Regions from separate parts of the Mus musculus genome. Here region 2 is linked to region 1. A link is a contact called in ENCODE Hi-C or POLR2A ChIA-PET data. All regions are on one chromosome and are shown on one strand. Each heading gives the region's core, a stretch centred on a gene start or an enhancer-like site at or near the end of the contact. The rest is flanking DNA. Distances are from core to core; before and after follow the strand shown. Region 1 holds the start of Atp7b (ATPase, Cu++ transporting, beta polypeptide). Region 2 holds the start of Nek5 (NIMA (never in mitosis gene a)-related expressed kinase 5).

What was found. A loop is a pair of places that touch in the nucleus more often than their neighbours do. ChIA-PET counts read pairs that join two places held with the same protein, here RNA polymerase II (POLR2A).
Region 2: a map of T-helper 17 cell shows a loop between it and region 1 (2.0-fold over the local background). The contact joins the promoter of Nek5 here to the promoter of Atp7b in region 1. A Hi-C loop is called at or near these places in 2 of 37 maps with a recorded cell type or tissue (T-helper 17 cell and T-helper 2 cell). POLR2A ChIA-PET finds 5 or more read pairs at or near these places in 1 of 5 experiments (embryonic stem cell).

Annotation. Positions count from the first base shown.
Region 1 is chr8:22,058,202-22,062,354 of GRCm38, forward strand. Atp7b (ATPase, Cu++ transporting, beta polypeptide) reads right to left here and starts at 1,873. Exons shown (of 21, transcript NM_007511.2): 1 at 1,771-1,873. The coding sequence starts at 1,854. It overlaps Alg11 (asparagine-linked glycosylation 11 (alpha-1,2-mannosyltransferase)), which reads left to right and starts at 2,520. Exons shown (of 4, transcript NM_001243161.1): 1 at 2,520-2,569; 2 at 3,685-3,915. The coding sequence starts at 2,526.
Region 2 is chr8:22,122,603-22,126,755 of GRCm38, forward strand. It overlaps Nek5 (NIMA (never in mitosis gene a)-related expressed kinase 5), which reads right to left and starts at 2,465. Exons shown (of 19, transcript NM_001347318.2): 1 at 2,384-2,465; 2 at 942-1,079. The coding sequence starts at 1,058.

The DNA.
Region 1 (4,153 bases), core at 623-3,122:
GAAACAATATCCAAAAAAGCACGTGCTGAACCACAGCAAGGACAAAGTGGCAATAGAATGGTAACAGGCAGGTGAGGTCTGGAAATGCAGTCACTAGCAGAATGCTAGAGGCCCTGTGTTGGTCCTGAGCACAGAGTTAAGGCAAAAATCTATGTCAGAGCACAGAACCATGGGTTTGCCTTTCAGCACCGCAAAAAAACTGAATAAAGACAAAGTGGCACGGGTCCTAAGAATCGAACGAGTAAACACATGGGAGTAAAAACTAATACAGTGTCACGCATATAATAAGTTCAGTGACTTCGCCTAAAGCCATTATCAGTGTAATTCAGAAGCGGGTGAGGCCAACAAGAGACAGAGCAGTTAACCGACTGCTTCCACAGAGGAGCAGGTCTTCAATTTCACCTGATTAGATAAAGACTTTACTCTTTCAGGGGGACACTGACAAAGATAGGGGGCATCTCCTTCTCTGCTCTGGCCACCCCTACCCGGTGTGGGCTGTCTTCACACCTACTCAGCCACCTCTCTCCCTGCCTGTCCATTAACCTACACCCCTCTCATTCCTACACACCAGAGTCTACATGAATTTCACTAACAAGGGACGCTGGATAAAACTGCTGGATTAATTAGTTTCAGAGACCTGAACAAAAGGAGCAAGCTCCAATCCAGCAATCCAGACCTAAAGAAATACGCCCAGTATTAAATTCGATGTCAATAACCAAGTGTAAGGCCAGTTGAATGGCTCGATGAGTGGATGCACACAATCTTGAAGCCCTAGGACCTGTTTGCTGAAAGGAGGGAAAACCAACTCCTGGACGTCTTCTGCTGACCTCTCACGCCTAGATTCTCTCCCCCTCCATTCTTCCCCATATACACATAAAACAAATAAATAAATGCTTTAAAAAAAAAAAAGACTCAAGTACAAGTAGGGCAAGATGGCTCAGTGGGTAAAGGCACTAGCTTTTAAACCCGACGACCCGACACACTGACACACATGGTGGGAAAAGCAGCACTAAGTCCAGCAAGATGCCCCTAACCTCCATCACACACACACACACACACACACACACACACAACAATTCAAGTGCAAAGATCACGTCAACTGGGAAAGAAAGGAAGCAATCGCCATGACCACCCAAGAGGGAACCACCAACAGACTATGGGGAACACCTATGACACTCTGGGAAACAATCTACAAAGTATAACTAATTGGAAAAAAAAAGTTCCGAGAACATAAAACGTGATTTCAATTAAGCTAGACAAAATATTTTAAAACAATGCACAAATCTTCAAGAATTCATCATATGCCTGCGACCTATACAAGTTTCAGTAAGTATTTGTTGATTGAAAACGCACATGAAGAAAAGAAAAACAGACCTGCTTTTCATGTTAAATATTCTACGCTGTTTGCATCTCTAAGAGGCTGCATTAATTAACCCCCTGTATTATTAAATGAATGCCTTCAAGGTACAGGACTTGGATGTAGACCTTTTGAGGAGCATTAGCCAGGCATTAGCGAGGTATTAGCACTCCCAGGAGCAACTAGAGTTTTTATACAGCAAGCCCACGCTCAAGAGCTCTTTAATAAGGACCGGGGAAAGTTCTGGGCTCGAAATCGTTGTACACCAGAGGGCTAGTGGCACCCTTGATCTAGAGGGTTTTCCTCCCGGGTTCTCAGGGGTACGTGTCCACAGTCACGAGCCCTGGAGGAACCGAGGAGAAAAGCGCTTTGAGCAGGTGCGTACACGCTGCGGTCAGGCAAAGGAAACTTACTTTCCGACTGGCCTCTTTGGCTGTGACCTGTCTCTCCTGTTCAGGCATCGTCCCCACAGACGCCAAGTTCTTCCTGGGATCCATCCCCGAGCCCAAAGGTCACCTGGTTGGGGGGAGGGAAGGGCGACTTTACAAGCCAGGGAGAGGAGGCGCGAAGAAGCGCATCCGTGGTTCCTGGGGAACACAGGGCTCAGATCTCCCAGCCCCGGCGCTGCGGACTACGGACAGCGAGGTCCGCGGTGCGCTGCAGATAGGGTGCAGCGAGGACCACAGTCTCAGGACGCCCGCTCCAGCGCAGCCCCCTCTCCACCCCGCGCCCCGCTACTGCGGCCGCTGGGGACTCGCCGACACCTCTGAAAGAGCGGACTCTGTACTGGAAGATTAGCTCGTCGCCCGCCCGGACCTCCCATTGGGTCCCAACCGGCTGGCAGCGCCGCGGTGGGGGCAGGGCTGGGCGCCCTCAAGGGGGCTTCCAGACGGGAGGGGGGGGAGCGAAGTGGGCGGGGCGAGTGGGGTGGGAGGGGCGAGAGAGCCGGCTGTCCATCACAAGCCACGCCCCACCACCGCCACCGCAGCGGCGTGGCCCAAGTGGGATGGGCCCGTGTGCGCCCCGCCTGTGGGAAGCGGCTATTAGGCAACCTGCAGGAAGGCGTGTAAGCGGGGGGCGTGGCTAACGGCACACGCTTCCTCAGGAGCCAATAGGATAGAAGAACAGGCAAGCGCTTCCGGGCTGTGAGAGGGGAGGGTGGGATAAGATGGCGGCGGACACTGGGAGCTGGTGCGTGTACGCCGTGCTGCGGTGAGGATCTGGTGGCCTGAGCTCACGAGGGCGTGGAGGGTTTGGAGGCAGTCCAGATAAAGTCTGTAGAAGCGCTTTCTTCGTGCCTCGGTTTACCTCGGTTGTTTCGCATGCCGATCAGCTGTTTTCCTTAACTGGCTACCTGCTGCTTCGTAAACCAGTTGGTTGACTCTCTGCTACTTGACCATCTGTTGATTTCTTCTTTCCTGGTTGATGTTTAAAGTTGTAAATATATTGGTTTTGCCTTTGAGATACATATCGTTTCTTATGTAAGAATTACATAAAGTTGGTAGAAATAAACAGGAATGTTAACCACCCGGTGGTCACTACTATTGTAATAGTTCCATATTTCAAAAGTTGTTTCTGCCCTATGAAAGCCTACCTAAGTTCATATGTGTTTTTGTTCAGGTTGAACATTTATAGCTAGCGAAATAGCGTTCTGAAGAGCAGTGGATACATGCATTCTTGCCAGAGTTTGTATTACATCTTCCTTTCTGAGCTGTCTGCTTCAAGGTCTGTAGTGATTGCTAAAAATATGAATAGGCTAGTTTGTTCTAGCACATTCTTGGCCTTTTCCCGATAAATGGAATGCTGCCAGCTCTGTACAGTGTACATTGTCATGAGTGACTTTCTGCATTATAATGGTCATTGATAAGTAATTCAAAGCTTTGGATTACAGTTACCTTTCTTCCAAGCATTTGGTTTAAATATGGGTATGTATTGGCTAGGAATCAAGTGTTTACCTAACATCTTTGAGGCCCTGAATCACCAGTCATCACCACTAAGGGGAAAAAAATTAATTTTTTTTGTTTTTTTGTTTTGTTTTGTTTTTGTTTTTCGAGACAGGGTTTCTCTGTATAGTCCTGACTGTCCTGGAGCTCACTTTGTAGACCAGGCTGGCCTCAAACTCAGAAATCCTCCTGCCTCTGCCTCTCAAGTGCTGGGATTAAAGGCATGTGCCACCACCGCCCGGCACTTTTTTTTTAAATAATTTTTTTAGCAGACTTAGGAGCTACAGAACTTAATATTAAGCAAGTGTGTAAAAAGTAAACCTTAGTTTGTAGCTGACTTTTTAAATTGACAACAGGTTGATTTTCACCTTTTATTTATCTCAGGTTTTTCTATTCACTCTTCTTTCCTGGACTGATGATATGCGGAGTTTTGTGTGTATATTTGGTCATTGGCCTTTGGGTTATCAGGTGGCATCTACAGAGAAAGAAGAAGTCTGTGTCGACCAGCAAAAATGGAAAAGAACAAACGGTGGTTGCATTTTTCCATCCATACTGTAATGCAGGTGGCGGAGGAGAGAGAGTTCTGTGGTGTGCTTTGAGAGCCCTGCAGAAAAAGTAGGTATGCATCTTTCTTAGCTCAAACACAGCGCTACTGCTTGCTAAGATCATACTGAATTTTAGTTTCCACAGATTTCAGTGTTGCAGAGCTGTTATCCCAACTTACCTGGAGTCTAAAGTGGGAGGATTATTGGAGCCCAGGAGTCATAAGCCAGCCTGGGCAACATGAGAAGTACCTTTTAAAATGGGAATTTAAAAAGAAAAAAGAAAAAGTTAGCTTTTAAAACATGCTTTT
Region 2 (4,153 bases), core at 1,215-3,714, 65 kb after region 1:
AAGGTGTCTTAGTTAGGGTTTTACTGCTATGAACAGACACCATGACCAAGGCACCTCTTATAAGGACAACATTTAATTGAGGCAGGCTTACAGGTTCAAAGATTCAGGCCATTACCATCAAGGCGGGAACATGGCAGCATCTAGGAGGTTCAGGAGGAGCTGAGAGTTTTACTTCTTCATCTGAAGACTGCTAGGAGAAGACTGGCTTCCAGGCAGCTAGGATGGGGTTAATAAAGCCCACACTCACAGTGACATACCCACTCCAACAAGGCCACATCTACTCCAACAAAGCCACACCTCCTAATAGTGCAACCCCCTGGGCTATCAAAGTATTACAGAAAGAAAATGAGAACATGAAGTTAGGTAAAGGGCATGCAGACAAGTCCTTTGTTCAGTGGGAGGAGAGCAGGCCAAGAGAATGAATGCAATACATGTTCCTGGGAGGGTTTCAAGGGGATGAAAGAAGAGAGCATCAGGTGAACCTGAAAATGCACAACTGTGAAAAAGGTATTTGCTTTCATGCTATAGCAAGATTATGGGGGCTGCCTGCCTGCTCAGAGGAGAAGAGGAAGGGGGACAGGAGAAGGACTGTGGTGACCGGGAAGAGGGCAGTGAGCAAGATATAAAGTGAATAAGTAAAGATAAATAAATAAACAAACATAGAAAAATATGGGGGGGGGGGGGCTGGAGGGACGACTCAGTGCCCACTGTTGGAGCAGAAGGCCTAGGTTCAGTTCTTAGCACCCATCAGGTGACTCGGAACTGCCTGTAAATTAAGTTCTGGGGCTTCCAATGCTGCCTGGCCTCTGCAGGTGCTTGCAGTCACAAGGTGCCCATAAATTCACACAGGCACACGTGTATATATGCATAATAAACAAACAAACAAAATTTAAAGCTAGATATACCACTTAAAGTTATCTAAAATTCAAACTTAACTTTACCTTTGTCAAACTGATTTCTTTTATGACACAGTGACTGCTTTCTGATTTATCTTTAGCCAAGTACACCTTCCCAAAGGTGCCTTCCCCAATGATCTTAATCAGGTGAAAGTTATCCATGGCTCCAGGCGTCAGAACTTCCTAAAATGAAGAATAAAACCTTGACTGCACAAGACAACTAGCCGGCAGAAGAGGGATGAAAAGCAAAGGAGCTGTTTGTTAAAACTTTCCACCCAGCGTTTCAGACACACCTAAGGAACTTCCTTCTGGCCACAAGTAACGCTGCGGAAAGGGGTTTAGTTTGGTGGATTCCAAGGTCACGCTGGGATCTTAGACAATTCACCACCTCACAAAGCCTTTCTTCTCTAGCGTCTGAAATGGAAAATTATTTGTGTTTGAAAGAAAGACATGTCGCTTGTCCGGGGTGGGTGGTTGTCTAAAAAGCGGTAAGTCTAAGGGCGAGGCACGCACAGTTCGGGTCTCAGTGGGGACGTGCTGCCTTCTACAGGGAAGCCAGGGAACTCTGTTGGTGTCTGGGGTTCTACGTTGTGGTATTTAAGATGTACTTGGGGCCTTAGGTACTACCTATGCCATCCAAAAGTTGTTGGTCACACACAACAAGGAATCACCAAAACGTCTCTGCAAACCTTATGTAAAGAAAAACCTAATTCGTAATTATCTACCTCTAGAACCAAACTATCACATCTATCTAAGAGGGATTAACTAGTACTTCCTAGGAATAGAAACCGAGGCTTGGTTGGGTCTGGGCATTCTCCAATGAATTGCGCTCCAATTTGGAAAAATACCCCATCTACTGGCTGGCTGTAGGGCTGCAGTCAGTGGGAGATCCAGAGTTCTAGCAACCGCAGTCAGGTGACTGTCCTGGCAACGGGCTCCAGGAGTTTACAGGTGGACTACGCACTCCATTGTAGGTTGCTTTCCTGTTTCCCTTTTATGCCACAGTCAGGGCATAAAGGTTTTTTTTTTTTTTTTTTTTTTTTTTTTTTTTTTTTGCTGTACTGGGAAGCGAACCCAGGACTGCATACATGCAGGGTAGGCATCCTACTATTGAGCTTATTCTTTTGGGAAACCATTATTGAAACAGGTCTAAGCTGTTCACGTAGGCCTTGAGTTTGTCACCCTCCTGCCTCAGGCACAATGCAGACTTCTAAAGCCTTGGGTGGTCAACTATAGGTTGTTTTCCTATAATTTCAAGACGGGGACTTCTAAGTTGTCAGCGTAGGGCAACAGCCAGCATGTGGGCGGGAGACCAGAGTTCAGAACTTTTGTAGCTTGTGCGTTGTCATGGAAACCGACGCAGCCCAGTGAGCGGGGCTTCCTAGTTGCCGCCCTGTTTACTCCTGCCTAGATTCCCATTTCTCTCCCCTCAGCTTCGAGGGGCCCGCGACAGCTCCGGAAAAATGAACACATTGGGCTCAGCTTACCTGCTCGGCGGGCGTTAAGCAGTGAGCATGGAAGAATCGGTGCTCCAGCCGCTAAGCCTCCCAGACGCAGGGGCAGGGCCACCCTCGCCCGGGGGAGAGAGAGGGGGAAGTGGGCGGAGTGCTGGGCGGGAGCAGAGGAGAACCCCAGGGCTCATTTCCAGGTACCCCGGGTCTTCCCGCTCCTCCGCTCTATAATAAATAAGTCAGAGGTGGGACAAGCACACTTTTATTGGTCTGAGAGTTGGCAACCTGTAGCTTGGTGTCTGAGGATGCAGGAGGAGGCGGGACAAAGTCTGAGAAGGTTTTGTAGTGGAGAGTAGGGAATGGGAGAAATCACTCCAAGGGCAAACTTTCCCAAAACTGCGGGGTGGAAGATATGTCAGATTCTTGTTGCAGCCTTCGGGTTCCAGGGAGTGTGCTGGGGTGGCCATTTTCCAGAATTCTATGAACAGCATTTTTTTTTTTAAAGCCTCGGACCTGTTTTCTGGGTGGCCTTTTGCGCACGGAGTTAGGGGCAACTTTCCTAAGGTCCCCAGCATGCTAAGCAGTGTACAGCTGTAACATACTCCCAGGAGGAAGCATGTTTCTCATGCAAGGTCTTTTTTTTTTTTCTTAAAGAATTACTAATTTTACATAAATGAGCACACTGTTGCTGTCTTCAGACACACCAGAAGAGGGCATCAGATCTCATTACAGATGGTTGTGAGACACCATGTGGTTGCTGGGAATTGAACTCAGGACCTCTGGAAGAGCAGTCAGTGCTACTAATTGCTGAGCCATCTCTCTAGCTCTCATGCGAGGTCTTAATTACTGCTGAAAGGTGTATGTCAGAAAAGAACCTGGGTCCACTAACAAACCCCAGGTGCTGCCCAGTGATCTGCAACCTAGCATTTCCTGAGAGTCACGTTGCAATAGGTTACCTGTGGGAATATATAACTTTCGGGGTGGTACTCACACAGCAAGATAGCTATATCCAGTGGAATCTAAAACCCGTAACCATTTCATACCCCCCCCCCCCCGTTATCCAGCCCCCTCCACAAAAAAGCTCACTTCTCTAAAAGCGGACATCACACCTTTTTTTTCCCCCTCTTTTATCTACATTCTACTTCCTGGGACAGAATTTTATAAAAATGTAATCCTCTTAATGTTTGAAATTCTTACTGATTCCCATGTTCCGAAAGAATCGTATAACTGGAAATTAGTATTTCCTGACTACAGCATTTGTTTTGTTTTATAGTAGTATGCTACTGATTGAAATAAAATTTTAAAATCAAATTATCTTGGAAATTAATTCCTTAAAAATCTAATGGGTTCCACATGGGCAACAGTGGACTTCTTAGAACAGATGAAGTGTTGTTGTTGTTGTTGTTGTTGTTGTTGTTTCCCCCCCTGTAGACAGGGTTTCAGTATGTACCCCTGGTTGGCCTGGAACTCAGAGAGGTCCAGATGCCTGCCTCTGCCTCCTGCTGAAACTAAAGATGTGTGTTACACCCAATCCCCTTTCTTTTTAAAAAGCTACCAGGGCTGGCAGATCTCACCCAAAGAAGCAAACACAAGGAAGTTTGGTTTAAAATAGAAATCATCTGATTTTCAAGAGGATTCGCAATCTGACTTACTCTCAGCGGGAAGATACACAAGTGATCTCAAGTTTGCTTTGTCTGATGGGCTGTGATGTCTGTATCTGGCGATTAGAGCGGACAGAGGCGCGGAGGGTGACGTCTATGGAAGTTGAGTGTCTTGGAAATACTAATGGAGATGGATGCTTTCTTG